3 separate regions of the Mus musculus genome follow, and regions 1 and 2 are each linked to region 3. Evidence: chromatin loops called from intact Hi-C (ENCODE). Cell type or tissue: heart. All regions are shown on one strand. Each heading gives the region's core, and the rest is flanking DNA. Links, peaks and the distances in the headings are about the cores only.

Evidence for each region. Peaks named below come from ENCODE experiments on the same cell type or tissue, not always from the same donor. Only the 100,000 strongest peaks of a DNase experiment are listed, where the experiment ranks them.
Region 1: it touches region 3 in a loop (2.3-fold over the local background); 9 of 42 quality-filtered maps call a loop at or near these places.
Region 2: a loop joins it to region 3, with 4 times the contacts of the local background. A loop is called at or near these places in 2 of 42 quality-filtered maps.

The regions. Positions count from the first base shown.
Region 1 is chr5:43,293,238-43,304,296 of GRCm38, reverse strand. No RefSeq gene overlaps it. Among named protein-coding and RNA genes, the nearest start is that of Gm43699, 56 kb to the left of the region's middle. In heart, for the core only: no CTCF peak of the experiment used is centred there; no DNase peak of the experiment used is centred there; H3K27ac peaks cover 1,237 bases.
Region 2 is chr5:43,044,073-43,055,131 of GRCm38, reverse strand. No RefSeq gene overlaps it. Among named protein-coding and RNA genes, the nearest start is that of Gm43700, 11 kb to the right of the region's middle. In heart, for the core only: no CTCF peak of the experiment used is centred there; DNase peaks (open chromatin) are centred at 6,241 and 6,751; H3K27ac peaks cover 505 bases.
Region 3 is chr5:43,354,299-43,365,357 of GRCm38, reverse strand. Gm43699 (a long non-coding RNA gene) reads right to left here and starts at 11,029. Exons shown (of 2, transcript XR_003955908.1): 1 at 10,928-11,029. In heart, for the core only: CTCF peaks have their summits at 4,844 (motif pointing right) and 7,862 (motif pointing right); no DNase peak of the experiment used is centred there; H3K4me3 peaks cover 305 bases; H3K27ac peaks cover 961 bases.

The DNA.
Region 1 (11,059 bases), core at 1,880-9,879, 61 kb after region 3:
TTTTGGTTTAAATAGTGCTATGAGCCCCTAAAGAAAAGGGGTTGTATAAAGAGCTGGAAGATGCTTTTAAGTGAGATTTGGTAAGGATGGTGGAATTGCCAGTTACAGATGAGAACTCTAGGTTGTGGCTCAGCAGTAGAACCGTAATGCTTTCAGAGTACAGGAAGCCCTGGGTTCCATTCCCTGCCCTACAAATACAGAAACAAAGACATGAATTAGAGTCTGCTATTAGCTTCTCAAAAATAAACAAATGCAAAGAATCAATGGTGTTAAAGTGGGTATAAATAAAATCAAATTTTATTAATAATAGAAATGCTAACATAAACAAGGTCTTGAAGTCTTTGTGGTTAGCATGACACAGTACATTCCAAAATAGATAACACTATCTCATATATAGAACACCAGAAGTTATTGCACTGAATTTGAGGAAAATGCCAAGCTCCCAACATTACTTAATTATTTAAGTGTGTGTGCACATATGCCAACGTTCAATGATGGACTTCCTGGGGCTCTTTGAGATAGGGCCTCTCTCTGAGCCTGGATCTCAGTTATTCTGCTAGTCTGGCTGGCCAGTGAGCTCCTGGCATCTGTCTGCACATGCCCAGTGCTGAGGCTATGGGATTATACAACTGTGCTTGGCCTTTTCTGTGGGTTCTGGGGATCTGGAGTCAGGTTCTTTTGCTCTCATAGCAAGCCCTTCACTAACTGAAACTGTCTCCCCAGCACCAAGGAATTTCCAACTAAAGAAATTTATATTATTGCCTCTTCCCCATCAGTTAAAGCTTGAGTAGAAGTCACCCTGCCCTTAGGCAGGAGCTAAAATTAACTATTAGCCCAATGAGGAGATTGCAGATGTCTTTTTTCTCCTATAAGGTATCAGTATCAACAGCTGCATAGCGATCAGAACCTGAGCCATAAATCTGTTTGTGGGTCCTAAGTGATGTTAACCGAAGCAATGCTGCTGGATACCAGAGAATCCGCCTAATTTTGTCTGTATTCCAAGGCACAGACCTCATGTAGTTTTCTGCATGTCCCTTGAGCCACATAGCAATGAGCGAACTCAAAGTCACCTCCTTGACAGCTCCAGAATGAGGCCTGATCACCAAAGAGACCTCAGCCACATGATTAGAAGACTGAGATTCTAAGCCAGTCTGAACCCTGGGAGTGGCTGGAGCGTAAGGTAAGTTTTTTAATGACTTACTCAATCATATATACTCAATGAACCCCTGATGAAAATGCTGGACATTGAAGCTTGAGGCTTGTTGCAGTTTTCCAACTAACAAATATGTCAAGGCTCAGGAAAAGGTCACATCCTGACTCCTTGGGGTAAAGGTACCGACGACTTTCCTAGAAATCACTTTGAGAGCTTCTTTGGTTTTTCCAGAGATGAATCATAACACCACCGACCCCTGTAATAAATATTGCATTTTTCTGAATTCTAGAACACATTCTAGAAATGATTGGACTAGAAAAGTTGCAGGTAAATTTTAATCAATTTACCTGAAGTGCAAGTGGTTGAGATAACTCACTTTTAGCTGGTGCCTAACTGAGAATTATGGTCTTAAGTGAGGCTGTGCCCTTTAACTTGAAGGTCTGCATTAACGCTGTTGATAAATACCAGAACTGATTAGATGGTGTCAGGCTACATATAAAACAACTTCCTATGCATAAGTAATAAGGTTTATTTGTCTTTTAAACAGGTTTACAGTACCATGTCAGCCTTTAGTTAAGTGATCACACTTTCATACTTTTTTAAAATTAGAATTCTTACCAAAGTGTACACTAAAACCTTAGCCACATTAATAGCATCTCATAGTCGGCCCCTAATTTTTTTTACAGTAATACATATTAAAAATAATACTAAGATCAATAACAACCTGGCAACCTCACTTCAATGCAACTTAAAAGTTGCATATAAAAGCAGGCTGTTTGTCGATTGGAAGATTCTAAAATGCAGCCTAAACTTACTAAACCATAGAACCTACCTTTCTTTTTGTTGTTGTTATTGTTATTGCTGTTGTTGTTGTTTTTGGGGGGTGCCAGTCTACCTCACCCCCAGGAGAATATACAACAGTAATCCAGACAAAACAAAGTATGGGGTGTATTTAGCCAGAGCCAATCTAGGAGAGATCTGTCCATTTCATCATATAAAATTGCACCCACTAACAAGATTTTGCTGAAAGGACCCAGATATAGCTGTCTCTTGTGAGACAATGCTGGGGCCTAGCAAACACAGAAGTGGATGCTCACAGTCAGCTATTGGATGGATCACAGGGCCCCCAATGTAGGAGCTAGAGAAAGTACCCAAGGAGCTAAAGGGGTCTGCAACCCTATAGGTGGAACAACATTATGAACTAACCAGTACCCCAGAGCTCTTGACTCTAGCTGCATATGTATCAAAAGATGGCCTAGTCGGCCATCACTGGAAAGAGAGGCCCATTGGACTTGCAAACTTTATATGCCCCAGTACAGGGGAACGCCAGGGCCAAGAAGTGGGAGTGGGTGGGTAGAGGAGTGGGGCGGGGGAGTGTATTTGGGACTTTTTGGATAGCATTGGAAATGTAAATGAGGAAAATACCTAATTAAAAAAATTTTTAAAAAAATTAGCAACCATCAGCACCACTGCAAAAAATAAAAAATAAAAAAAAAATAAAAAAAAAACAAATTTAATGAACAAATAGGAACACCATGCCTCCATCAAAGAAATTCATCAAGGCAGTTCCTGGGCTCTTAAAAGCAAAGAGCATTTGTAGGAATGAGTAGCAGAAAATCACAAAAAAATGGGATACAGCTTACAGAGACCCTTGCAGGTGGCACACATAAGTAAAGTATGGATAGTGAGGGATGCATAGGCACACATGCAGGGAAGCAGACCCGGGTGACCTGGTGGGTTTTTTTAAAGGAAACAGAAATGGAGGAGGCAGAAGTGTTCTGTAGGAACCAGAAGCTGAGTCTCCACAGGGCCAGGAAAGTGAGCAGAATGAGAAGGCTCCATTTGTGCCACTGCCTTGTCAACTAACCTCCTGGGAACTTGGTAAGTATGCAGCAGGATGTGACTGGCAGTCTCAACGTATGCACAGCTGGGCACAAATCACCCACTGACAAAACAGGAGCCAGAGGAGTTTCTGCACCTCTCAAAGCCTCTGCTACAGGATCCCCCAAACGGAAAGAAAGAGCCTCAAAGCACTAGAGAGTGAGGTTGTGACTGGCAGGCTGAGGGTTCCAGACAGAAGAATTCCTGTACATATGCATGGGGGTGGGGTGGGGGGCAGGGCATGCTGTGTATCTATCTGCATGTGCGGGTGTGTTAGAAAAGGGGGAATGATAAGAAGAAAATGAAAGAGAAAGTAATGGATTATATGCAACATGATGGCAAAGGGGGGTAGGGGTGGGCAATTGGGACAAGAGAATCAGTAAGAGGCCCAAAGGGATGATGGGAAGGAGGCTGAGGGAAGAAGAAAAATGAGAATTTTCATGGAGGACAATGGTAAAGGAGACAATGTGAAGAGAGACAGGTAACAAAAGTTCTTAACCCATGAGCTGCAACACCCTTGGGGTCATATATCAGACATCCTGCATATATCATGACTCAGTAGCAAAATTGTAGTTTTGAAGTAGTAATGAAATAATTTTATGGTTGGGATCACCACACCACCATCATCTGTATTAAAAGTCTGCAGCATTAGAGAGGTTGAGAACCACGGCATTAAAAGCTATTTGAAAAGCAACATGGAAACCCACTAACTGCAGAAGATTCCTATTATGTGAATGAACTTTAAATGGAGTCATCATGTGTTGGGGAAGGCAGTACCCCAACTAGATATCATGCCACCAAGTAAAACCCCAGTGCCAAGAATTGGTCACATCTTATGGAATCATGGCTAGAAAGGGCCGTGGACACTCCCAAGACATCGCAGGCTATTGTGAAGGCTATTTGTTACCTTCCACAGTCTGACAGTATGGTCCTATTGGACAAGGCAGCACGTACTTATGTAACCAAACATGACGAAATTGAGCTTGTGCCAAATTGGAAGCTTCTCCCTTACTGGCTAGCATTCATGGTGCTGGAAAGTACTATGTATACTGCCCACAGAGAAAAGTAGTCATCTATACCAATCTTGTGATTGACAACAGTGACTTACCTGCAAGATATACTGATATTATGACCGAAGGGTATAGGAATAACCAGCCACTGTGATAAATAGACTCAGGGTCTATTCTGTAACATCAAACCCATACTTGACATGGCTAAATTGACCAAAAACCTTAGAGTAGATAGGTCAGGGGCCTAAGGAAAAACTTGCTTTATTTTGCTAAAAAAATATAGGCAGTAAAATGAATCTTAAAGAGATATTACTATACCTAGTGATCAACAAATTGCTCAGCTCTCATCAGAAAAGCCCTTCTTGAAGTATCTGGTAGCTATCATAGACACCCACAACTCAACAAGGTGCAGAGAGTGAGAAACTTTGGAGCATTCAGCTGCAACCGGCTGCCTTAATCAGCTCTGCCATTCGGTGCTCAGAGATTTATGCAGAAGAGGGGTTCAATAGCTTCTAAGAGTCAGAGATGGTGGATGATGTCCAGACACAACAGAGATGACACACATGCAAACTCAGAGGCTAGGACAGCATGCACAAAACCAGCACAAGCTTAAAGCAGACAAACCCCCCCCCTCCCCGACACACAAAATAAATTAGACAAAGGAAGCCATTTGCAGTTGATACCTGCTGGTAAAGGGAAGTTCAACACTGTGTACATCAGCCCCATTCCTAGACAGGCTACAAGCCCAGGAGGAATTGGCCAACAGGAACTGAACTCCCATGTTTTATTTGTACACTTTCTGTTGTGTCTTTTTGGTGATTTGTGTATTATTTATGATTCTTAATTTGTTTTGATTTTCATTTTGGGATTTTGATTTTTGAGAGACCTGTGTGCTCTGAGGAACATCTGAATCCACAGATGCCTTTTAGTTCAGAGCATGAGGACCGAAAGTCTGACAGACAAATTTCTTTGGCCCAAATTTGACATTAAGCAGTTTTTCAGCCTTGGGAATGTTACCTGACCGGTTTGAGACTTCTTTGTACAATCTGTGGGATAGGACTACCAACAGCAGCTGCCTGTGGAGTTGTTGAAAGGTTTCAGGGCATTTGATAGGGATTGTTTTCTCACAGCTCTCTGCATACTCAGGAGTCTGTCTGTCTATCACTACCTACTGTCAGGAATGCTTCCCTTTTCTTTTTCTTTCCAGTGTCCTTTTGTCTCAATGACACATCCTAGTGTACACTGAGTAGCCCAGGCAAGAGCAACCCTGCCTCTATTTCTCCTCCCTAGCTATTCCTTGTTTCTTCTAAGCCTGGTTTCTCTAAGAGGCTCCGGTGTCCAGAGTGAGCTACTGCTACCTTAGCAAACTATGTGCCAAATCCTGAACATAGGCTCTGTTTTAGCTTTACTATCTATAAACCAAACCAGAGACTAATGGGTTTCTGCATTGCTTTTATGTTAACCTGTATTTTTGGGAGCATGAACCACAAAACAGCTGTTTGGAAGCTCACATATCTCTGTCCTTGTGTGGTAGAGATTCCTTTTGGTTGAGAAATCTCCGTTAGTGATGCTACCTACCTTTGGTTAGCAGACACATTTCTTGTATACTCAGTGCTGACTTTCATGTGACCTCATGAAGGCAAGGGTTGTGACTGTACTAGGAGAAACTGACTTTGTGACTCCGAATCAGAAGGCTCATTAAAGCCTCTTATGCAATTTCCCACAGTGCTTCAATGCTCTCACCAGTACCCCCACTAAAGTGGTAGCTGTCTATAGCCTTGATTGTGACTATTGCCCGTGCTAACATCAAATAACTTCATGTTGCTGTTGCATGGAACTTGAATGACTAGACTTACCACCTTTTTTTCTACCAGACTCAATAGGTCACAGAAGAATATGAAGAGGACCCGTGCAAGTGTTTGTTTCTTTCTCAGAAGAGTATGTCATACAAACTAATCCTCAGCGAGGAGGTCACAGACTCTGTGGCGATGATCTAGGTACCTTTCTCAATATTCTTCTATTCTTTATGACCAAAGAGATGACCATGGGTTGTATAGCACTTCTCCTTGCTGCCATTTGCTTGGTTCCACTGATGCCAGGCCATGTTTTAAACAAGAGCCGGCCCAAAACAGAGACCACTAAGAGCACTCTTATGCCCTTACTGTGAGCTCTCATCTATTATCTGGAAGAGATGATCAGAAGCAGGAATACAAATCTAGGCTTTGGGAGAATAAAGTGGAGTTTGCTTGAGCATTTTAAACCTGGAGGTAAAAGTAATGCGTGGTTAACCATTGCCCCCAGTCCTTGTTTGAAGGTTGCTTTAAAGGCCCCCATATCCTGTATTCCTTAGATGGAGGTTGAGTGGTCTGTGGAGGGTAAGGGAGCAAAGAGAGGAAGTAGTTCATGGATAGTGGCAGTATGCTCAGCACTAAACAGGTAAAGACCCGCACAGGATTGTCCATCACGCGATGGCAAGTTGGAAGGACACTTAATGTCACAGTGTCTAAGATGCTTCTGCTATGTGTAGATTCCCTTGGGTTCCTCCTTGCAAGGTCACTGAAGTTTATTTATATCATTCTGCCTGAGGCTACAGCTTGTATCAAGCGGCGTCTAAAACTGGGACTGAAGCCAACTAACTTCTGGCTCCGATAAGAGGCGCAGGTACCTAAATAAAACCTGGTCTAAAAAAAAAAAAAAAAACCTGGTCTGGACTGGCAAATTAAATACCACAGTGAGAAGCAACTGGACAGACCCCAGCCTTAGAAGATTGAACATCTTAGGACTGAGAAATCATGGGACATTTCCACTTAGATGACTGTGAGAGCCAAAACTATAGACAATGCAACCAAAACAATCACCAGAAAGGACTGTCTACAAACGATGACATGTGCAGTCACTACAAATAAATAGATGCGCACAGAACACGTAGTCCGAAGAGAATTTTAAGTGCCATGTATTAGCATCTACAAACAAAAGGGGGATATGCTGTATCCATAGAAGGGAGTAAGGAAAAGGAAGTTATAAACTGGAAACAAGCAAATGCAAGCTAAGAACAGAAGCATTGTTAAGGGCAGCTGACTTTTATTTTAAAGCAGATTTAAGCAATCATTGAGAAGAAAGTATTGAGACCCCATGTGCCTTATTATGGTTTGGATGTGGTTGTTTCTCACTACACCATTGTGACGGAAAGTCTAGGTCTAAAGGGTGCCATACTGGGAGAGGGTAGAAGCTTTAGGTCAGAAGTTCTCAATCTGTGGGTCCTTAGCCCTCTGGGGGTCCCATATCAGATAATCTGTGTATCAGATACATTACAACTCATAACAGCAGCAAACTTAGTGATAAAGTAGCAACAAAATCATTTTATGGTTGGGGGTCACCACAACACGAGGGCTGCGGGATTAGGAAGGCTGAGAACCACTGCTTTTGGAGGGCATTAGGTCATGGATTGTGTATCTTGAGATTCTGGGAGCCCAGTCTCTCCCAGTCTCTCTGCTCCAGTTTGAGACGTAACTGTCTACTTCTACATAAGCTCCTACAAGTCAGTGTGGTCATCTGATTTTTGTCTTTCAAGCTTCAAAACCATGAGCCCCCATAGACCCATTCCTTCTATGACGTTAGCTTCCTGAAAAGTACTTTTGCTGCAGTGCAAGGCTGATGAGGGAAGCACATTGGTGCTGAGGCTGTTCCCCGGGGATGCAGAAGCAGCTTTGGGATTGGTTAATGGAAGGGATGTAGGGTAGTTTAGAGGAACATGCTTGTAAAAAGAGAATGTTGTATGTAGAGTGCACAGATGATTCTGGTTGGGGGATGGGAAGATCAGATTCTGGTAAAGTGGACAGTAAATAGCATGTTGAAGTCTCAGAGGTGAAGATTTTATTGACAGTTAGTTGAGGGTCCACCCTAGTAACACCATAGCAAGAAACCTGAATACATTGTTTCCATGACTCTGTGGATAGCTGAAATAAAGATTTTTAAAATTTTATTTAAATTAGATTAATTTATTTGGACTAAATCTTTTGAAAACCACAGATCATTTAGGCTGTGGCATGGGTATCACTAGATGCTTTAACTCACCTTTGTAGTGATTGTTTGTACAAGAAGGAACATGGATTGGTTTGGAAGACTTTTACCCCCGAGACCACGGGAGTGAATAAGAACGCTAGGGTCTAAAAGGCAAGAGCAGTGTGGATTGAAGGTCAAATGCTTAGCAAGAGGACAAAGGGAAGGGGCCAGTAGAATATCTCAGAAGTCTCTGCAGCTTCCCCTTTTATCATAGACACATACATGGATATATTTGGGTCTGGAGCTTACCTATGAAGAATTGTTTCAGGAAAGAGCCTCAGAATGCCTAATATGCCCATAATCATCTCAGGACTCATTCCTCCACGATTTATTAGCAAAGCCCTCCACAACCACAGCTGTAGTGGGAACAGGCCCTGGGGTAGACAAAGATATCTAGATGATGCTAGTTTTACAGGTAGGTAAAAGATAAGTTACTCTTTCATGGCAGCTTACATCAAAATTTCAGAGGAAAGCTTGGGAGGACAGACAGAGGGCATCAGGGTTAGAACCCTTCTAGGGTTCTGTATTGTTCTAGTGCATGGTTCTGTAGGAAAAAACACGGTGATGATTCTAGGATGGTAGAGGTACCAGAAACATGCTGTGGTACCAGGATTAAACTGCACAGAGTGTGTGAAGTCAGACTGAAAGAATATGATCAGCAGAACAACAGGAGGAAGTACTGCCCCAAGCCTTGAGCACACATCTCCTGCTACACTGTGCCCATGATGCTCTCATGGGTGGACATAAAGCTTTAGGGTTTAACATTTGTCCTTCTGGGTTCTAGCCTATTTTGACTATGGGGATCCTGAGTACAAAAAAAAAAAAAAAAAAAAAAAAAAAAAAAAAAAAAAGTGCAAAAGCAGGTACACGAGTAAATACCATCTTGCATTGTTTAAATTAAAAATGTAAAAAACATTACTATTTTGGGATTTACATGTATACAGTAAAAATGTAGGTAGGTGGGAAAGTGAGAGGTTGCCTCAGAAGAAGGCAAGGATGGTTTTTTGCACACAAGAAGACCATGATGGTTATTCCTGGTTGTCAACATGAATACATCTGGAATGAGTTACAATCCAGAAATCAAGGCACACCTGTGGTCCAGATCTTGAGACTGGAAGACACAGGCTTCTGCCCCGGATCTTGACATGGAGATCTTGAGGCACTGAGGCCATGAAAAGCTTAGGTCCAGACAAGGTAGTGCACGCCTTTAATCCCAGGAGACTGAGGCAAGCAGATCTCTGACTTCAAGGCCAACCTGGGACAAAGCAAGCTCCAGATCCAGGCTTGGTGATACACATACATTGAACCTGGGCCACACCTTCTTCTGGAGGCCTACATGAGGACAATGGAAGAAGGGTTTCTTCTTCTCCTGCTTGTACTTACTTGCCAGCACATCTGTTGAAACCTACGTCTTCAAGATTCCAGCTTATACAGAAGACCAGATGAAACAACTAGCCTGGTGGGACTGAACAGCTGCTAGATTCTTGGACTTCCCATTCACAGCTTCCCATTGTTGGGTTAGTTGGACTACAGGTAAGTCATTATAATAAATTCTTTTAATATATTAGAGATATTCTATAAGTTCTGTGACTCTAGAGAACCCCTACTATTATAAAGATCCTAAAGGGTTTCCAGATACTATTTTAAGAAAATAGTACTGAACTAAGTATAAAATAGATTCTCTTTATTTTAAGATTTAGTTTATGCTTATGTATCTGTCTCTGTATGAATATGCATATGCATGGAGTAGAGGGAGCAGGGGTGGGGTGGGGCTGGTGGCCAGGAGCGGGTGTTGGATCCCCTGGAGCTGTAGTGACACAGTTGTGAGCTGCCTGATGTGGGTAATGGGAACCTACCTCCAGTCCTCTGGAAGAGCAGCAAGGGCTTTGAATAGTTCAATCATCTCTCAAGCCTTCCCTCTAACTATGTTTAAGTTCTATGGTACTGTGAATACCACATCATTATACACATCCACAGTTTTATGTGACTCTTGCCCCATCCATCACCAGTTTTCATCTATCCCAAAGTCTGAACTAAAATTAACTCTCCCAGCCTCTGGAAAACTCCACTCCGTTCTGTCTCTGCAAAGTTTACTACTCATGGCACCTTGTGCTACTTAATATTTTTGCTCTTGAGCAAAGTATTTTTCTTAGTGTAATTTCCCCAAAGTTCATCCATGTTGTAGAAAATGTCAAAGTGTCTTTTTGTGAGGAGTAATATTCCTTGCATGGCTGTATCCCAAGTGGTTTGGTGAGCATCCATTGACAGACACAGATATCTATCTTCCTTTTGCCTATTGTGACTACACTACCTGCTAGCATCATAAACACGGACATAGAAAGGTGGCTGGATTCTTTTAAGAATCTTCCATTTCCTGACAAGAGTTTTGAAACACAGTGTGAACTGATGTTGAGTGATGTCACACAATTATAAAAAAGAAGGAAGTCTTGAAGATCTGGAATTCAGTTGCCATGGGAAATCTGAGACCTGGGTTTGCAATTCTTGTGGTAGTGTCCCTCTCTCGTCTTACTGGAGCAAGCATTTGTTTTTCCAATTTCCTTAAAATATACTTCATTAGTGAGCTATAAAATGAGTGGGTAAGTGAGTGGGTAGAAACACATTAGGCTATTCACACGATGAGCATCGTTTGTTTGTTGTTGAGTGTGTTCATGCCTGGTACATCCGAAAGGAAAACATGCTTATTTTAGAAAGTCAATAATAGCTGAGGGGCTGGTGAGCTAGCTCAGGTGACCACATAATCCTGACAATCTCTGTTTGACCTCAAGAACCCACATAAGCAGAAGTGCACTGTGAAATGTGTACTCTCTAAAAGTTCACAACACACACACACACACACACACACACACACACACACACGTATCTTAAATTCGAAAATAAGGAACAAAGTAAGTTTGCTCCTTTGCTATGAGGAAGTAAACCATGTAACAATGCT
Region 2 (11,059 bases), core at 1,483-9,482, 310 kb after region 3:
ACAGGGATTCGTGCAGGCAGTCTAATCTACCAACACCAACTGACTTACTAAGCCCACTGTCTTTGGTTTCTATTCTTTATGTTTCTTTGTTCCAGTCTCACTCCCTGAGTAAACCTTGAAAATCTGAGAGACCAGGGTACAGCATTCTGCACGCATTCTCCATATTAGTGCTCCTTATGTACTCTCCACATTTCTGTCTCTGGACTCTTTGTCTCTCTTGGTCTTTTGAGGGTCACTGCAGCTCCTTCCTCTCACACCATTTAATGGTGTTGTGTGTTGTGTTTCCCTTATCTGATGCTCCCCTTAGAGGCTAAACATTCTAAGTGTGAGAATCATACATTAGTCACCTTCATATTTATGCAACCGACATGGATTCGCAGAGTGAGCATCAAGGCATTCCGTATGGGAGTGAGCAAAGTAAAGTACAATTAGGCAATCCCACGGGACGATCGCTATAGTTCAAGAATTACGTTAAGCACTTTGAGTATATTAATCCATGTTGTCATCCTAAGAACACCTGGAGATAGTTCTATTATTATCCTCATGTACACATGAATGAGAAGAAGGTTCACTGGTGCCTATAGACTTAATATCGTAAGAATAGTATTTATCGGTGCTCTCCCCTCTAGCCTCACCGGATGGTTTTACAGATGAGGGCATCAGACACAGAAAAGCTGTCATTGGATGGATCCCTGGGTGGGGAAGACTCTGGATGGTCCATCCTTTCATCTCAGCTCCAATACTTTGGGTATTTTGTTTCTTATTCTAAGGAGGAGTAAAGTATCCACGTGTTGGTCTTCCTTCTTCTTGATTTTCTTGTGTATTGCAAATTGTATCTTGGGTATTCTAAGTTTCTGGGCTAATATCCACTTATCAGTGAGTGCATATCAAGTGAGTTCTTTTGTGATTGGGTTACCTCACTCAGGATGATATCTTCCAGATACATCCATTTGCCTAAGAATTTCATTAATTCATTGTTTTTAATAGCTGAGTAGTACTTCATTGTGTAAGGAGCTGCAGTGACCCTCAAAAGACCAAGAGAGACAAAGAGTCCAGAGACAGAAATGTGGAGAGTACATAAGGAGCACTAATATGGAGAATGCGTGCAGAATGCTGTACCCTGGTCTCTCAGATATTTTCTGTATCCATCCCATAATCAACCACCAAATGCAGACACTATTGCATTCGCCAGCAAGATTTTGTGGAAAGAACCCTGATATAGCTGTCTCTTGTGAGGCTATGCCAGTACCTGGCAAATACAGAAGTGGAGTCTCACATTCATCTATTGGATGGAACACAAGGCCCCCAATGGAGGAGCTAGAGAAAGTACCCAAGGAGCTGAAGGGGTCTGCAACCCTAGAGGTGGAACAACAATATGAACTAACCAGTACCCCTAGAGCTCCTGTCTCTAGCTGCATGGTTAGCAGAAGATGGCCTAGTCATCCAGCATTGGGAAGAGAGGCCCCTTGGTCTTGCAAACTTTGTATGCCCCAGTACAGGGGAACACCAGAGCCAAGAAGTGGGAGTGGGTGGGTAGGGGAGTAGGGCATGGGGAGGGTATAAGGAACTTTTGGGATAGCATTTGAAATGTAAATGAAGAAAATATCTAATAGAAAATTGGAAAAAAGGAAAGAAAAGAAAAGAAAAGAAAAGAAAGGAAAGGAAAAGAAAAGAAAAGAAAAGAAAAGAAAAGAAAAGAAAAGAAAAGAGAAGAAAAGAAAAGAAAGCTGTCATCGGCTAAGGTGCATGAACACTTAATTGCAAGATCAGGCTATAGACCCAAGTTGGTTAGCCCAGGAATGACAAGGTTGGAAAGCTCTAAGCTATTTCCTGCTCTGATATTTGCCATTCTGTACTGTTGTGATGCCTGCTTTCTTCACAACTACGCTCTAGCATTAAGTGAAAACCTGGTAAACATTAAGATCGATTCCACCTACAGATACTTAAGTTTTCACACATTCAAACAATGCTCTCCTGATTCTTAACTATACAGGATTATTTCTAACTAAAAATTAAGGTTATTTGTGGTCTTTGGGGTTCTTAATGATTTCTGTGCTGATTTTTCTTATGTAAATTAAGAAGTTTGTACTGATTTGTCCAAAGCCCCACACAGCCAGAGATAGGAGTTAAAACATTTAAGTGACTTATCCAAGGTCACACGTGGAACCAGTGATAAACAGGATGTCAGGTGGGCTGGTTTCCAGTGCTGTGTCCTTTCTCTGCACCTGGTTAAACAGAAACTATGGTCACATGTGAATGTGTTGTTAAAACAAACATCAGCTCTGTGGCTGGTTTGACTTCACTCCAGTGTGAAGGAACTATTGGTTTTAGTCACTGCTCCTGGAGACTGTGACCATCAGCCCTCAGAAAACACTGGGCCCAGGTCATGAGACTTGCTTGTCAAGCCCTGAAACACCTAGACTCAGCAAAGCCTCAGGGTTTACTAGCAGAGAGGTCTTTGTTGTTATGTGATCTGCAAGTGGATAGTCATTGCTTTGGTTTTTTGCTCCCATCAATAAACTTGTTCCTCTGTCTCTCAAAGTTTGACATTTCTAGACAGCCAAGAGCATGGATGCATTCACTCCTGCCCTCTGCCTTCATCTGGGCCATGCCTTCCTACTACTGTCTCTCCCTTAGCCTCCAACTCAATGAAGCCTACACTCAAGGGTTAGACCCAACTCCCAGCGTTTTGGGAATACAACAAGTGAAGTGTCTTTGGGTCACATCTAGACACTTCTATGTGACAGAAAAGTAGTGACATTGTTTCTACAAATTTTTAAATGAAAACCAGAATCAATACTCATGGGGTTGTTACTATTCATGCTGAGATGAATAAATGGGAGGAAATATGTAAAGCAACGAAAAGGACCTCCAATGTAGGAACTGGGCCATTCAAAACATTTCTCTGCCACTAGAGTGAGAGTAAACACTGTATGCTGTGGTGGCATATGCTTTCATAGTTCTATTAGATAAAATGCACAACCCAAATGGTATCATTGTATTTGATGTGTTCCAAACAAACTTTTGTTTTTGATGTTTTAAGGTTTCAGTATATAGCCCACAATATATGACCACTCTTGCCTTTGCCTCCTGAAATGTGGGGACTAGAAGTGTGTGCATCATGCCTGGCACCAATAAAAGTATTTATAAACTGGCCTAGATTTGCTTCCATCACTCCATCACTAGGCTCTTGGGTCCTAGTAGCAGGTTATAACTTGGCTTGCCCTTTGTATTTCTCTGTTGACAAGTATGAATGAGGCTATCTTTCTGCCAGCTCTCACTTGTCTTCCTTTTCCTTCTGCAGATACATACTCATACAGACATCTCTTCTCCCCAGGCCCCAGGGTACTAAAGAAAGGACACAGGAGAGATGCTCAAAGCATTTGATGGAATGAAATCATAGAGGTTTCACTATTTTCCAGACCCAAGTGCCTCAGTTGCAGTGGTAATGGCCGTGACACCAAAGAAAAAGATCCTGGTACCCAGGACCAAGGGGTGTGCTCCTGCTGCCCGAAGAAGAGGTGTACCTTGCAATAAAAATGCAAAGACTGGCCCATAGGTAGCTGTCAGCAGCAGGGTTGATGGGTAGCTCTGAAGAATTTCATCATGCCAACTGCACTGTGGTCTCCACTGACAGCGAGGAGACTCATCTTTTCCTGTCTTTTGCAGAAGCCAGTGTTTGAGACCCTGGGCAGCCGCTCATTTCAGAGACCACAGCTTGATAAAAGATGGACAGAAAGGGAACCAAAAGCAAAGAGGATAGTGCTGGCCGCATGTGTGTGCCAACTCCGAAATCGAAGTGACCTGCTGGGCTCCTGCTTTCCTATCAGATTTGCTGCCACCCTTTGGATTTAGAATGGGAACTGGACTCTTAGATGTTGCTAGCTGGAATGGCAGTGATGCGGTGACCTGCCTGGCAGTTATTTTGCTGATCTCAATGTCCTGGCCAGAGGGCAAGATAAAAAAAAATCAAGCTTTCTTCTCTTAATCTACTGTGTTGCACCAACTGGTCTTAGCAGTCTGTTGCCTGCCAGGATTGAAGTCCTCTCAGCTAGTTTCAAAAGCTCAGGGAAGGGCCCAGAAAGACCAGGCGAGTCATCTGGTCACACCACAGGGTACTGGAACATAGCCAAAGACCCAGGAACACCAGAGATGAATGTGGGTGAAGGGAAAAACAAAAAACAAAAAACAAAAAACAAAAAAAAACAACAACAACAACAAAAAAACAAAAAACAAAAAACAAAACCCTGGAGTTCTTGGCAGGGGAAGGGAGCTGGATTTTAATCTTAGACCTCTATGGTTGAAATACAGGACTCACTCTATAAACGAAAGATTCTCTCTCACCTTCTCTCTCTCTCTCTCTCTCTCTCTCTCTCTCTCTCTCTCTCACACACACACACACACACACACACACACACACACACACACACACACACACACAGACAAACAGATATAGACACCCTCCCCACAACCTTCCCACACACACCCACCACTGGAAGATTCCTGCATGGGTATCCCTTGTTCTGAAAATTTCATACATTGAGAACTAAAACCTCACTAATATCTTTTAATGCTATTTAAGAAGAGAGGGCACTTGGAAGTGACTGGCTCAAGTGTTATGTTCTGAGTGACATGGACTCGTGTTATTATAGGGATAGCTTTGTTATAATATAAGACTCTGACATTACCTTGCCATGCAGTGCCTGCAATAGGTTACGACACAACAAAGCTTGATCAGGTTTCAGTGTCCCTACATCTTAAAATACATGAAATAAATGAAACCTCCATTCTCTAGCCTGGAATACTCATTCTTTGCATCAGGAAATGATATATTCACACTTGTAAAGTAAGGATAATGTCACCACTCCCTCTAGTTCTCTAAAAGTGATGTGGCATCATGAATTGAAAGCTCCAATCCTCAGAAAAGGCTGATTTTTTTTTTTTGCATGTGTGTGTGTGTGTCCCTTTATTGTAGCCTCATTACACAGTACAGACAGAACCAATTATCAAGACTCCTGCAGTGTAGACCTAACTCTTCCAGCCTTAGCTCTACGACCTCATGCTGGGAACTGCTTCCCCAGGGTGTCCTTACCTTAACATCAAGAGGGGAGACCAGATTCACTCTTTCTGCTCTACTATCCCAGGCTCCCCACAGGGTAGAAAAGACTTGCCACAAACCACAGTCTTGTAGAGATTTGCCTTTACTACCCCAGCTTTAGAAAGTAGAGGTCACAAGTAGATACATTAGAGAAACATGGCAAAGTCTGGGCTCACTTTACCACTCATTAAGTTTTATTGCAAAGTAGTAAAAGAATCCTTCCAACTTTGTAGCCCCTATCCCTATCACCATCATTACCACAGTAGCGGTAGTAAATATTCATTAACTGCTTCTCAAACTGTTTCATTTGACCCCTACAAACAACTCACAAAGCAGATACCATTATTAACACCACACAACAGATGAGGAAATAGGACACAGAGCAGGGATCCTCGCCAGGGTTATGTAAGCTTTGATCATGGTGGCTTGACTTACCAGTTAGACTTGTGGCCATGCACTTACTTGGCAAATGATGTCAACAGATCAAGCCACAGGCTATAGAACATTGGGTAGAGAACTTGGGTGAGTGTCTGTCCAGAGAGCAGGCACGCAGTGTTCATCTGGTGCCCATCCCTGGCCCACTGAAGGCCAACACCAAATTGCACAACTTTTCTAGGCCATGAAGTCCTAGGTTGGCTGGGACATGAGAGGGTCATGCAAGAGAGTTCCATCTATAGTCAGGCTTAGTTGGGTCAGGGTGCCTCATGGATGAATGCTAGTACCATGTAGCCAAGGAAATGCATTGGCTGTACTTGGTGGTGCTAGAGAATGAAGGGGAAGGCTATGGTCAATAAGAGACATGGAGTAGTTTATGTTCAAGGAGAGATGGAAAACAGAAAATTTGGTTGGCTGGTAGAACCTTTATAATGCTTGGTTTGGTATTAAAAGAAAAACTTCATTTGCAGATACCATGAGTCCTTGACTATGCCATTCATTCAGATTGATCAGAAAGGCCCAAAGTCATCCTCTCTGGAGAACTTTGGAAAAAGAAAAATAAGACAGAGTTGCTTGTGATTGTCTAAGAAATTTCCTGAATGTGGTCCCAAGTGCTTCTCTGACAACACATTGTCCAGTTAGCATTTTGCTTGGCAGGAACGTCTTGTCATTTCTACACAGACACACTAAGAATAAACCATGAGTCATTGAGCAGCAGCGTGGTGAGGCTGTGGCAGAGCTGGGACACACTCAGCTCATGTGCCAGTCCCCTAGGACAGCTTTATGCATTCTTTTCAGAGGCTATGATGGCTTCCTTTTTTTTTTTTTTTTTTTTTTACTACTAAATCTACTCTCTGAGACATAGTATTAGACAAGTCTGATCCTGCTGAAGTGCTGGAAGCTCCCCGCTGCTCTGAAGATGGCCTACCAATATGTGACAGTTCTTGCTGGCTCTGGACTGAGTGTCTCTGAATTGTCAGATGCTCTTATATACCAATCCCCTCCTAGTTTTCTGGATACCCGCTCATGTTCTGACTGCCTTCCGCTCTCTCATAGTTTTCCCTCTTCCTGGAGCCTGCTCTCCTTGTCTGAAATGGCAGGTATTTCCTCATTCTCCTATTTCAGTTGACCATCCCCTGTCCAGGGGAGACTTCCTGTTTCCTAAGCCATGTCAACCACCGAAGTCCTGCTGCACCTCCCATTGTGAAATGCACCACTGTGCTGCCTGGCTATTTTTGACTCTCTCTTCCTTACAAGATAGTGAGCTTCACTGGCCAGATAGCCTGCCTAGGATGATCAGGGCTCTTTGCACTTGTGGAGTTAGTGTGGAAGAGGCAGGGAGTTAATTCCAGATCACTGAAAGCCGAGTCTGGAGTCTAGGAACTCCAAAGTCCCCGTCCCAGATTGCCTATCCAGATCTCGTGTCTCTGCACCAACCATGTTAAAAACTGGCAAGAAATGATTCTTCCCGTTCTTATGTTCCCCCTTCAAATATTGCAGACCGCTCTGCTCTTTGTATTTTCTCTGCCAGTCAAGATTTATGTCTTAGCTCTTTCACACTTTTTTTCTATTTCATTAATCTCCTGAATGCACTTTGGACACACTCAAGCTCCCATGGGTTTTGTTTTCTCACCCTCCTTTCACTTTCCTAATACCCTTAAAAAAAAAAAAAGACCTGGAGTAGCAAAGCTCTTTATTCATTGACTCTGTAGACAGTTACTGAGCTTGGTAAGCAAAATAGTGAAATGCAGAAGGCATGGTTCTAATCTTCTAGAAGCCATAGTTCTAATCATGCATGCTTCTGTGCCAGGATGGGACCATACTGGGGCATTCCTTCATATGGCTATCACACAGGATGCAGGCCCTTTGCCCTTTGCCATTTGCCCAGTGTTTTTGGAAGGCTATTCCTGGATCCTCTGATCCCTTCCTCATCTTTCTCCATACTCTGAGTTGCAAATTTTCATCCTCACTGGGATCATGGAAGGTACTAGGCTGCTCTTCCTGGCTAGCATCCTCTCTGAGAGAAGATTAAACACAGTCTGGAGTCTGGAGACCTGGTTTGAAATTTAGGTTAGAAAGCGGTCAGTCTGAGTTAGGAAGGCCTGCCTTTGTCAGCAAACTGACAGAGTTTGCTGTTTGCTGCTGCTGTTGTTTTTGTTTGATTGATTTTGAGAAAAGGTTTCTCTTTGTAGCCCTGGATGACCTGGAACTCACTCTGTAGACCTGGGTGACCGCAAACTCAGAGATCTGCCTGCCTCTGCCTCTCAAGTGCTGAGATTAAAGCTTGTGCCAGTCACCATGTTCAGTGAATTTTCTGAGTTTTAATCTTAATTTTTTTTGAAATTTATTTAATTTGACTTTATGTGGGATAGTATTTTTCTCTTAAAAGCCAGAAGAGGGTGTCAGATTCCCTGGGACTAAAGTTACAGAGGGCTGCCAGCTGTCATGTGAGTGTTGGGAATCGAACCTCCTCTGCCTCTGGAAGAGTGCTCTTCAGATCTCTGAATTTGACTCTTGACCATGTTTATTGCTAATTGCATACATTAGAAAGGCTTGTCAGGTTCCCTGCATTAATCACCCATGCAAAGGAAGAATGGCTTGTCTTACAGAGGTTTTATGAAGACAAAGTGATGGATATTTCTGGGACAAGGATGCACCAAACACCAACGTTTCTCCTAAATCAATGACTCAGCATAAGGACCACAAGCTGCCTTGTGGGACTGTGTCATGGCTTTGTTATAGCCTTAGAAATGAGCTGCCTTCTCGTGTAAAAACTGTAGCATGACTTTAATGAGACATTGTCTCTTAGACACACAGCTAGTCCGAATGCAGTGCACACTGACATTTTTATATTTAACCAAATGGAAAGTGTACACTTAGAGAAAGATTATACCTGGTCTGCAGGACCCATCTTCCCATGTATCCTGAGGCAATAAATTCAAGCTGTTTTTCCCTATTTTGCAGAACTGCTGAGGGACTAAAGGGAGATGCCAGTTCCAGACACAGGGAAGTAGATGCAGGACAAGTTCCAGGCCTACCGAATTCCTCCTGTCTCTGATCATCACTTTGGCTTTGATTAGGAGTTTACTGAAGCATCTGTCTTAAGCATCAGATTCAGGTGTTGGGACTGCATACCTAGTCTTAGAGTCTATGTCCCATCACAGAGCATGCCTGCAGGGAAACTGAATTCATAATGTTGTGATACTGGGATTTCCTAAGCCAGGGGTGTAACTGGGCAGAGAAGGGCTCCAATAATGCTTCGAAGCTCTATCCATTCATTTACCAGTTCTTGGCATTCTTTTTAGAGATGTCTCTGTGTTTAACAAGGTCTTGTATTTTGGTGACTAAGCATCCACTTTCAAGTTTCTGTGTGTGAACTTGTAAAAGAAATATTTGAAAGCCCGTTTCTGCTGGGCATTGTGTTGGCTATTGAATTCAGGAAGATACTAGCAAGATCTTAGTTGAGGTTCCTCTAAGAGTTAAGAGGACAGAATGGTTGCTGGTATCTTACCTAGTCAGTGGTGGGCTGGGGTAAGGAGTGGAGTAATGAAATAGGGAAGTGAGTCAGAGAAGGGAAATCAATAGTGATATGAGATATGGGGTGTGGGGGGGTCTTTGACAAAGGGCCATCTAGTAAATATTTTGGACCTGTAGGCCCCGTGGCTTTTGTAATTAGTTACCCATCTCCGACTTTATAGCATAAATATAGTAATGAGAAACATGCAAATTAGTGAGTGTGACTGCTTCAGCAAAACTTTATAAAATCATGTGTCTGGCTGCATTTTGGTCATCATTTGATGACTCATGACCTAGAAGGTCTCTGTTTGGGGCAAGTAGGGAGATGTTGAATATTTGCCTCTGCAGATTTGTTCTATAGATTGCTAAAGCTTACGGCAGGTCTCTACCTGCAGGGTCTAAGAGGGTTGCTTCTGTGCCCCTGCTGGCTCTCCCTAGTTAGCCTCTAACCTGTGCAGTTTGTCCCAGGAGCAGTGAGCATATTCCTTAGCCCCAAAATACACTGAAGCCAAGAGGTATCACCTATTGAAGTGTGTACTAAATACATGCAGGTGGCACTGTGGGTTACATGGGGATACAGATGAGGTACACAAAGCATGGATTATATAGAAACTCTACTTTAGAGTAGGCTAAAAGCATGTCCCTTTAAAAGGTGAAATCACAGTTTCTGTTTACCGGAAAGAACTGTTCTAGATGTTACCTATTCTCTATCCCACCAAACACAGAGAAGGATCACCAGGTAGAGACTGTATAATTCTGGAGAGAGCACATCTGTAACCACTAGCTGAGGGTTACTATGGGACAAGTACTATGGTAAGCCTACTAGATGTATTAGCTCATGGAAATCTTTCTCATAGATGCCTCTTTCCCCCTTGTTTTGTAAGTAGAAAAACAAACTTAAGGAATTTACAGAATTTGTTCAACAGATTCATCGTTATCACTCAGCAAATGAAGAGGCTACCTGTAAATTTCAGCAATTTGCCAGTATGATTTGTTTGAGATCAAATTAAAAAAATGTTATCAAGATTCTACGAATAGATATTTTCTAGGGCTGATTTCTAACACATACACACACACACACACACACACACACACACACACACACACACTCCAAAACCTAGGTGACAAAGAAAACAGAGATATACTTTCTGAAAATTAGGTATCTGAAATCAAGGTATTGGCAAAGTTAGGCTTCCTTTGAAGATTTAATATAAGATTCTGTTCTTGTTTCTTTTTATCTCCTGGTGACAGCCATCCACAGTGGCATTATTCCTTTCATATGCATCTTCTATAGGGTTCAACCCATAGTCCAAACCAGTCATCATATCAGGAGCAGGGATTCCATGATGAATAAGGCATAGTTCTTATTTGGAAGCAAATTATGAGGGCAAGTTCAAATGGTAATTTTAAAAAACGGACAGATAAAGAAAATGTAATTCAACCAACCTCACTGCAATCGAGTTGGTGAGATGCATTTTCTCCTGGCTCTCCTGGTTTCCATGTTTACTCTTGTCTTATTTTTGACCATCATTTACTGATCTCTGAGGCTAGGGGGATGGTGTTTTTTTTTTTAAAGTAGTGGCAATCATGACGTCTAGATGAGGATAACATCCTCTTTCCGACATTAGTTTCTTCACCTATGAAGAATATTCAGCAGGACACATTAGTGGATCTTAAATGAAGAAGGTTCTAGAATCATCTGAAGAGACTACAACTGCTGAAGTGTGGATCATCTACAAACCTCCTCATTCAGCTGTTCTGAGTTGGGATTTTTATTTATTTGTTTATTACAAACTACAAACCCTGTCTATATTATTCTATTATGAACCCACATCAAAGAGCATTGTTTAAAATCATTGAGCCTCACCTGCTCTGCCATTCTGATCTCAAGTCAGCTATACACCTTTAGCCTCAGGTTTAATAGTGCCGTGACCTGAATGTTTATATTTCCACAAACTGTGTATGTTGAAATCCTAACTCCCAGTGCGGTGATTTGGAAGTGAGCTCTTT
Region 3 (11,059 bases), core at 1,630-9,629:
GTAACTATTACCCAAAAATGTAACACACACACACACACACACACACACACACACACACACACACACCATTGTCAAAGAATGAACCTCCCAAAAATACCTAGCAGGAAAATCAATAGTCAAGAACCAATTGGAAAGTACATACAGTGTGGACAATATCACATACATATTAAACACCAAACTATCAAGTACCCATGAGAAGGGAATCAAATGAAAATGTAATGAAGAGCATTGACAAAAATATCATAATTCAAAGCATTAAAATGACAGGAATGACAAATTAAAGGGGCCCAGAGAGAACATGATTGAATTACAAAGCAAGTGTCAAGCAAGGTCGAACATTCCTATTATTGTCATCCCCAAGGAAGAGTGACTGGATAGAACTCTTCTTCAATTGTTTACCTACCACCCTGATAAAGTATTCCGATGAAAACAGTCTAGGAGAAGGAGGATTTATTTGGCTCATTAAAGTCTATCATGGCAGGGAAGTCATAGTGGTGGGAGCTTGGAACAGCTGGTCACATTGCATCCCTAATCAAAAACAGGATCCAGGTCACAGGAAATGTGCCACTCACAGTGAGTGGCTCTTTCTACCCAAATTAACACAATCAGGATAATCCCTCATAGGGACGCCATGTTTTGTGCTATATAGATTATGTCAAGTTAACAACTGATAACAACTCCAATATTCAAAAGCTCCAGAAGTAAAAAATAAGGTTGAATTTAAGTGTGATGGGGTCTGGAAGGAACTAAGAATACTTGACTTGGCATTGGTGACATGGAGATATGGACTAGTGAAATAAACAGAGTTCAGAGCAAAAGAATCTGTCTTCGGGTCCTCCAGGAAAAAGGTAGACTAGCTTGGGATGAGCAATTAAATTATCACCACACATCATAAGAACAACATAGAAAGCAGGGCAGAAATAGAGTGACATTCGATGTCAGAGAATGAGCTTGTGATGACAAAGGCATCCCTGGGAAAACATTAGCAATGTGACCCTTAAAGTAATATATGTGTGCTACATCTATATATATTCTTAAGGGAGAGAAGAAAATTCTGGGAGAAGCTTCTACTTCAGGAAGGATAAAGGAGATAGACTTTTCTATGTTGTTACCTACATTAAGCCGGAAGTGTGAACATCATGTAGAGAACAGTTATTAGACTCCAAAGAATAGAGGCAAGAAGATGATGCAGATCAGAAACTCATGGCCCAACAGATGGCACAGTAGGCTTTCCTGTTGTCTCACATGCCCCTAACTGGGTAACAGAGAAGCCCACAGCCAGAATTGTCAATGGACACAGACAAAAGTAGCCCCCAAGAACAGCTTGTTCTAAAAGCCAAAGAGTCAAGGACAAGACAGCCACCAAGACAGGAAATTTGATCAAACCACCTCCAGCTGCATATCAGAGAACACATTTTGTTGATTACTCTTTACTGTACCCCCCCACACCCCCTGAGGGAAGGTCTCTTCCTTGAACCCAGACCTCACAGATTCAGCTAGTCTAGCTAGCAAGTCTGCTCCAGGGATCTCATGCAACTTCCTCCAGTGAGCTGAGATTACAGGCAGGCCAAGATGCCTGCCAAGCAATCCTGTGAATGTTGGGGATCGGAATCCAGCCCTCACCCTTGTGTTGCAAGTGCTTTATTTCATGAGACACCCCTGCCCCTCACAAAGCATAATAAACCAGGTCTCTCCAGAGTCAATATAGAAATGTCTTTCAAATATGCCATAAAGAAAAGTTCAGTAAGAAAACAGAAAATTAGAGAAATAGTAAAATAATTAATGCTAGCAGAACTACTATGCTATAAACATTTCCCCAATTTTTCAGAAAAAGACATTGCTCACTGAGATGAAACTATGATCAATATAATACAAATGCATTTTAATTATGTATAGTATATACACAATGTAAAACAATAAGACAAAATTGACCTCAAGAACATCACCCATGTCAATTGTATGAATAGATTTTTTATACTTATTAAAAGAGTAATATTTCAAGTTGATTTAAAAGCCAAACTCAACACTATACTGTATGTGAGCGAAACTCTTTAAATGAGAGATTAAATAAAGTCAATACCTATAAAGGTATAGGTAGGATTGAACAAGCTAAATGAAAGTATTCAAATATAGTCCTCCCTGGTAGGACCACTTAATAGGCGTGGCTCCAGCATAGGCTCATTTTATCTTTTGCTACTTCACCATCATCCATTCTATTCTAGTCATGCCAGCTCTCTTCCTGTTGTTTAGAGATGTATAATATCCCTGCAATGCTCTCTTCTTCAAGTACCTACCTGTTTTCTATTTCTTCCCTAAAAGAGATATGTCACCCATGTATAGAGAGATGGCCATCCCTAGCACTGCAACATTAAAGCAGTATCTATAGCACTTGTCAGTAGAGGACATTCACTGTGTATGGCTCAGCTCTGGTTGTAACAAAATTCCGCAGACTGAGTGACATAAACAATAGAAACTCATCCCTTGTGTTTTTGGATGTCAGAAGTTTCAGATCATGATCACCTAGTTCTGGAATACTGAGAAATACTGTTGTCCTGGCATGTGCACTGCCACCATCTTGTGGCTCATTTGACCTTCCCTTTGACTGTGTCTCAAAGGAATTTCTCCTCCTGTAAGGTCACCATCCCTTATCAGCTGGGGATTAAGGCCATGCCTATGACCTCATTTAAGCTGTGATAATTAATCTTAAATGTCAGCCTGATTGGAGTGAGAAATGCTTAGGAGACTAGTAAAGCTCACCTCTGGGTGTATCTGTGAGGAATTTTCCAAGCATGACTAGGTCATGGGGACTCCAATCCAATATTAAGAGATTAGCAATAAGATGGTATTATTGGGAAATGGTGTAAAGTAATTGGTGGGAAGTAATTGGAGGACCTGGTTACAGGGGGATTTCTTGAGACACCCTATGGTTGCTGGGAATTGAACTCAGAACCTCTGGAAGAGCAGTCAGTGCTCTTAACCACTGAGCCATCTCTCCAGCCCCCAAGGGAACATTTCTTTAGGAACTATATCTTACCATGGTTCTTCCCTGAATCCCTCTTTGTCTGATGCTAGTATGAAAATTATACAATGAACATGTTCCTATGGCCATGTTGTTCTACCCAAACGATAGGCCACCAAGATCTGAACCATCTGAAAACAGGAGCCCACATAAGCAATTACGCTCCCTAGTTCTTTCTTTTAGGCAATGTGGCAGAAGCTTTCATAACTAACTTTCAGAAGTTCCGTCTCCAGGTGCACTCACACCATGGGCTATGACTTTCATGCTGGCATTTTGTTAGAACACAACTCGGTCTCTGTCATGACTTATTTGTTTGTCATCTGCCTGGTGTAGGCTCTACAGCTGCAGGACTCTGTATGTATTCTGTTCACTGCTTTTGTCTCTGCTTCCTCAAATACAGCCTAGCATAACAAGTGCTTTGTAAAAATGGTCATCTGACAAAGTTACTCCAGGACTGTAGTGTGTCCTTGTCTTTGCCCATTTCTCTCTTATCTCTAAAACACAGACAATATGTAAATCTGATTCACAACTTCATTTGGGAATTAAATACAATTCGTATACAAGGCTTCATACTTAACCTGGCATATTGTAAAGTCACAAGACACATTAGGTTTTACCCTAGGTATCATCACTAATACCACAGTTACATTATGGTTGATCCTCACCAACATTCCAAATTATGAACAAGCTGGATGACTGAGATAGTAGAGATTCGAACTAGCTCCATGTGATCTAAGGCATGGTCATGGTTTCTGCAGGGTGCCACACATAAGCTTTTCCTTTTCCTTACTCTGCACTTTTAAATGAAATTGAGATGCTTATGTGGCTTCAGAACAAAGAGATCCATGCCTTTGGTTTTATAGGTTGTGTGGGTAGTTAATATCCTGTTCTGCCATCCTGTTTCAAGTTTTATAATGAGACTGCTTTCACACACACACACACACACACACACACACACACACACACACACACACTGCTCAGTTTCCATGGTATGTGGGAAAACTCTTCTGGAATTGATGAAGGAGAGAGATGGGACTTTTTGTTCAGCTCTCCATTCTGATCCACCTCCTCTTAAATGACCTTGCAAGGTCTAGACTCATCATACTGCAGCAGCTAGAGGTTAGACAGCCCCTTGTGAGCCCCTGAGAATAAGAAATCCACCAATTTGCTTCTCAGAATTCTGTTTACTTTTTACCTCCAAGAAAAGAACACATTAGACCATCATTCTCTTATCGCCATTTCTCTGATCTCCATCCTCACTAACACAACAAGGCCTGCAGAATTCTTGGCCCAAATTGCAACTCCCATTGAATCTTGACTCTTTGGACCTCCCGTTTGGATAACAATTAATTGCCCCAAGATCAACAGCTTAGGCCAATGGATGCTGGCATTCCAGCCAAGTTTGAGCTGAGTCACTCATTTGTGTGTGGGGGGGGGGGGGGCGGGGGGGGGGTCATGGAGAGGAGGCTGTCCAACACCAGCTGATAAATCATCTTCATTGACCATTCAGTTCCATGGCATCTCTTCCAATCACCTAACCTACGAGGGAGAGCTTACTTCTTTCTTTATGAAGAAGGCAGCTGCAGATGCATGGGCTGCCTACACAGATACACATGTGCTGACAAGAGGACATGAAGCTTCTGGATTCCCATCCAATTTGTGTCTCTTATTCCTCCTTTGAGAAACGGAAGCATCTAGAGAGCAATAAAGTTCTTAGGATGAAAATCCAAAGAAAAGACAAACCTTGAACAGTACATTTAAAAGAAAAAGAAAAATGAAGAAACCACCCTTGAAGATCATCAGATAGGTACCGCTATTGCATAAGTCTGCCAGAAGATGGGGCCACGTGTACTTGTCTAAAGTCCTTTGCAAACTCCAGAGGTTGGCAGGGAAAAAGGACATATTTATACCACAGGATGCATTTAGGGTAGATTTGTGTTTGTTTGTTTGGTTGGTTAGTTGGTTGGTTTGTTTTGATTTTTTTACAGTCTCTCATCCTTTCCTTCCTTTCTTCCTCCCCATCTCCTTTCTTTTCTTTCTTCCAATCATTGTACATTCTTGGGAAACGATCAGAGAACCCCCACTTTTCTTGTATTTTTAAGTATATGTATGTAATAACAACCTCTCTAGTTTGACTTTGAAAATGAATAAAGCAAAAGCCATGCACGGCCCTTCCACTAGGCTGTCATTTCTTTCAGGTTTTTAACCCATAAAAAAATAGAAGTTGAATGACATCTACCATACACATTTGGTAGAGCCTTATTTTAAGCCATGGAGAGCCTCAGAATAAAGGTAAAACACCAGCCAACAAAGAGGTATTATCTATCTGCAGGGACTGGCCTGAGAGATTTCATTATCACACCACTCCCACATCAGGGAGGTAAAACAACAAAAGGCAGGAAGCAGGGGCCATTTGTGAATGGGCAGAGGAGGCGTTGAAAGGATGAGCTAGAAGCAGGGGGAATAAGAAGGAACAGGAAAATGGTATGTCTTATTTTCTCCAGCTTTGTAATTTACTGTATTCAACTTTTGAAACACGCTATTAAGTATCTGTTTTCTTCCTTTATTAAAGGACTAATTTCCCCCTCTTACTCAACTTCTCTGCTTTAGTCTAAAGAAAAAATTGATTGCAATAAAATACAACGATCATTTCCATGACAATATCAAGAGTTTCGAAATCAAGCTCACAACTTCTGAGCGCAATTATGTCACAGCTCCTGGAAAATTGGCCTCACAGAACAGATTGTGCTAAATCCTAAGCTTGTTCCTAATCAGGGCCCAGCATACAGAGCGCCTTTGTCAGCCGAGGGGTGATTGTGATGAGCCCTGTTGAGGCTTGGACCATCTTCTCTCAGACATCTTGGCAGTCCTGAATACCAGGAATTTACAGATTTTTGTAGCACAATTTAGTATCTGGTTTAGGTTCAAAAGCAAATGGTTTGACCATGACTAATCTTGCTTATTTTAGAACCATTGTCTGGAGAGATTCTGAGATACCTTCTCTTGTGGAAATTGTCACCTAGTTCACATACATGCACACACCAGACACATACGTACGCATACACACACACACACACACTTTAAAATACTCTGGTATTTTTCAGTACCCATGAAGTTAGAATTTGTGCAGTTGTGTATAGGACATCTCCTGGCTAGAGACACTTGTCTTGTGTCTTAGGATGTGGGCTGCCTGAAAGAAGGCTTTTTTGGGCTCAATTCAATGCCAAGTTCTGAGTCATGCTATGGTCTGTTGGTTAGAGAAGTAGGGTTGCCAAGGATGCTAAAGCCCAGGATGGTTAGCTTTAGTAAGGTTTCCATAAAGCCCACCTTTCAGCCAGCTAACTGACAGCATAGCCACAGTGATAAGAGCAGCTACTCAATCAGGGGTGTCTCAGATGATATCCTTGTTCAAGATTACAGATGAGGTGAAAGTCAGCTAGTTTGCTGTGCCACCTTCACCAAACAGTTATGAAAAAGACCACAATCACTTTCATTGTCTTCTTTCTATCAAAGGGTACAGAAATGGAAATTGTTCCAGATACTAACCATTGTCCTTTGAGAATGCAGGGCACAGTGTTGTCTGGGTTATAAATAAACTCATCCCACATTTAGGTTTCATTCAGGACATCCCAATTGTGTGTCATTAGTACCTGTAGCTAGCACAGTGCCAAGCACAAGGCAAAAACACTTAATACGAGTGAATCATTATTACCCTTCATCGCTTGCAACAGATTAAAATGTGGAAAAGCTCCAGGACACAATGGAATCAATCAGCTCCAGTAATTTTCATGTGTTTTAAAGTCATGAATAACAATGTACAGAAACAAAAGTGTGACCAGAAGCCCAAACTTGTAGAATAGACTCAAGAGAGATGTTTCTGAATAAGATAACAGGACCTAGAAGGTAAAGCATCTTTGCCTTCGAGGTCTTTGCCCCCTTTCCTTTGCCCTGGAATGCTGCTGAGAAAGTTTCTAGAAACTTAAGAATTCCAACCTTGATGTTCTGATAGTCAGTCACTTTAAACCTAGCCTAGACCTTGAATCAACAGGTTCCGAGAAAGAAAAAGATTCATACAGGAAGGAAGAAGAGGCCGTCATCTGTTCTATTTTGTGGTAACGACACTGAGGTGTACATGATCATGATGCCTGTTTGGAGGCAGTGTAAGCCCCTCAGAATGTACTAAGCTGGTGGCAGAGACAGATATCTTCATAGGAATAATGACTAAGGCGTTCTTGGCATAGCCCCAGATTGTGGTCTAGACAGTCTTACAGGGCTCAGAAAGTGCTAATAATCTGGACAGGTCTGTGGGGCAGGCTCCAGGGAGCGAGCTTATTATCCTCTTGAAGAAAGGGTAGGCCATCCCTGAGCTTGAGGGAGATGTGGGAAATAATGACCATTCACTCAGAGGGATCTCTGAGGGAAAAGGTGTAGAACAAAGAATCTGTAGAAAGATAAGAAAACTGACTTCTCTACCAATTGGTCAGGGCATTATTAATCTAACGGAGAAGTCATGAGGACAGCATTGACACTGCAGGGCGGGAGAAGAGATAGACTTTATCAAATGAGGTGCTCTTGGAGACTCAGCATAGAGAAGGTGATGCTCGTAGTCAAGCTCTTGGAAGAGTAATCAAGTGCTAAGCATAAAATGAAGGGCTGAGGCAGGGGAACCAGTTGAGAGATAATTGCTGTAGTTCAGCAGGACATTATGATGCCTTGGAATAGATGTTGCAGTGGACTGAGAAGAAAGGAAAGGGTGTGGAAGAAACAACAACCTGACTCAGAATAGAATGAAAGAGATAGAAGACCTGGGACGCAGGCAAGAAGAGAAGCTGGCTCAGCAGGCCAGCAGGTGGTACTGGTGTTCACAGAGAGAGGCATGGAGGTGAGTTGGAGTTTGACCTGGATGAATGTGTGGGGCTTATGGGATACTAAGTAGAAAGATGCAGAGGATTCTACCTGCAGGTTGATTCCAGGGTCTATCAATCCCGCCACTCTTAGCTTGGTGATTTTGGAAAGATCATTTAATTTCTCTTCGGCAGGAGTTGGCTCTTCTGACAGCTGTGCAGCTGAACTCAGGGAGGTAAGACTTATCAAATGGATAGCTCAGGGAGCAATACTCAGGAACTGGCTATTTTCTGTCTCGTATACTCAATAAGTTTGGAAGAATGGAATCATTCAAATTAAGTAAGGAGTAAAAATGAATATATTTAGATCATTTTGCGGATGACAATTGAAGATATTAGTTATGTTGAAAAGGACAGAGATGGCAAGTCTTTAAATTATACAGAGTTGTTTGTTGCTGCCAAGAGTTACCCATGGGACTCAGAAGAACTCCAGCCAATCCACACAGTTTACTAACCCAAAGGAAGGGAGAGGTGTGAAGAAAAACATGAAGGAAAAGTAGAAAACATGAGTGACTTTATGTTTGGGCTTCAATTCCAGGGGACTCCCCAGATGATGAATCAGGGATTTGACTTGTCCTATATCAAAAACAAAGGAAGTCAGCAATTCATTCAGTTGAACACTTTCCCCTTGATACTATTCTATTATCCTGAGCCTCTGTTTCAGTCCTTATCTTACTACTCAAATGGCAATATAGGGTAAGGTAAATTGGTTTTAAGAGCAGAGCTGTCCCAAATGCCCAACTCTTTACTGAAAGCTAAAGATCATGCTATCACCAATGCTACTAAGAATTCAGGGGATGGACAAGTATGGAAGAAAGATGAAATGAGGTGATTTATATAGTTAAGACACAGAAACATTATTATTGTTGTTGTTATTCAACTCCCTTGTATCCAAGTGATGTTGGTAAATTATGTCCTTGAGAAAATATCATTTCAAACTGCCATTCTGTGATGGCAGCAGAAGTGTCTTATGGTGGGTTATGTCATTTGGCATTGGGTCACTGCTGCAGAAGAGCAAGCATACCATATAGCACTATGATAGGCTTGGAAAAGAAAGTGGAGAAGGGTGGCCAGCATGGGCAGAAGATAGCAAGAGAGGACTGTGAGAGGCCCCAGTGCCAAAGGGAAACAAAAACAAAGAAATGGTTGCTGAGCAACAATCATTGTTACCAAGTACATCTTGCTATAGCTGATGCTATAGACCTATAGACCTATAGCTGGTGGGAAAAACCTGCTGCTGTGTCTACCTGCTTAGGCCTGGGTTAAGGCTCCCTCTACCCCACAATGAATAGCTCCCTATGGACAAGGTATTTGCCTTCTGTATACATGAGTACCTTCCATCTTCAGAATGACAAAGCTTTGGCCAATCGCCTTTGTCAACTTGTCTGGATTTAGAATCACCCCCAGATGGCGCGCGCGCGTGCGTGCGTGCGTGCGTGCGTGCGTGCGTGTGTGTGTGTGTGTGTATGTGTGTACCTCGAAGGATGAGTCCAGAGATTTATCTGAGGAAGAAAGACCTACCCTGAATGTGAGTCGCACCATGCCATCCTCTGAAGTCCTGCTCCGAGAAAAAGGAGAAAACCTTAAGTACCCACATTAGCTGTCTGCTTCTTGACTTCATTACGACTGCTGCTTTGTGACCCTGGCTCCATTTCTTCCCCACAATGACAGATTTTAGTTTAAACTCTGAACCCCCACAAAATCTTCTTTAAGCTGATTTTTGTCATATAGTTTGTCACAGAACTGGAAAGGTGACTAATAGACAATTACCGTCTGAGGTACGGTGCATTAACATGTACAGAGAACTTGATACTGGGTCTGTGGTATGCTGCCAGGGCTACAGAATGTGGGACCATGCTGGATTCTGGGGTGTGGGGAGGAGCCTTCTAACCGTCCTAGTTCAGCCTAGCCTACCCTACCAGCTGCAGTGTCACCACAGGCAGCTCCAGTCAGAAGGCTTTGCAGACAAAGGACACTGTGCACCGGGGACCTGGTTTGCCTCACGCAGCTTCCTTTTCTGGCTACAGCTGGCTGGAGGGTGGGCGGGCTCTGAGTAGTGAGGTTCCCCCGCCCCCACCGCTTTTTACTGCTGAGTCATCCTGCCAACCTCCCCGGGCCCCGGCTGGTGTGACTGAGTTCCCAGTAGGAGGAGCCAGTTCTGGTGCAGAGGAAAGTTAGACTTGGGTGCTGCTTTTTATTTAGCGGGGGATCAAAACTCCTCTGATGAAACAATAGAGGTGGGTTTATGGGGAGGGTGGGCCTTTTGCCAAAGCCTAGCCTGCCAGAGCACGCCGGGGGAGGAGGGGCTGTTGTCACTGGGCCTTTTGCCATGAACTCACATCAGCAGTCCTGAGCGGGAGGAGGCAACAGACCAGGAGGGCCTGGGTGGTGATTTTATAAGGATGGCCCCTGTGGTCACTCTGCCTTATTTCCCCAGCTCTGCAACGTGATGGAAATAAATTCGGACTTCTGCAAGTTCGATGCAGGCTCCATATTAACAAACTTTCCAAATGCCCTGCCATTCGATGCTGACCAATTGAGAGCCGGCTTCCTTCCTCCTATTTAACCTGTGTGGACACTGAATCTCACTGAAGTCATCAGAGGACACGTTGCAGGGTTAGGGGGACAGATAGCAACGCAGGGGGTGGTTCTCTGGCGGTTGCAGTGACAGCGCTGGCAGTATTAGGCAATGAATTTCACAGGCAGTTGAGTGCAAAGTCACAGGGCTTACCCCATCACCTCATTGGTGCTATCCCTATTATTTATTCTTTCAAGTCAAATAGCACCAGCAATGCGACCTAAGGTTAGTCAGCTGGGCTAGTTCTATGGTATGAGTGCGCAGAGACTCCAGACATCATACTTTCCCCTGGCTGTTCTCGCTTCTGAACTTCCTCAGGCTGACCCTGTTTTGTAACAGAATGACCATCAGTCTCTTTTGCCTTGTTTCATGGTTTAGAACGCCAGTGCGTAGGACAGACATTTCACAAATTCCAGAAAGGCTTACCTCATTTAAAATACCACTTTCAAGTGTATAACGCCTAGGTCGTTGTCGTCTTCTTCTTCTTCTTCTTCTTCTTCTTCTTCTTCTTCTTCTTCTTCTTCTTCTTCTTCTTTCTCTCTCTCTCTCTCTCTCTCT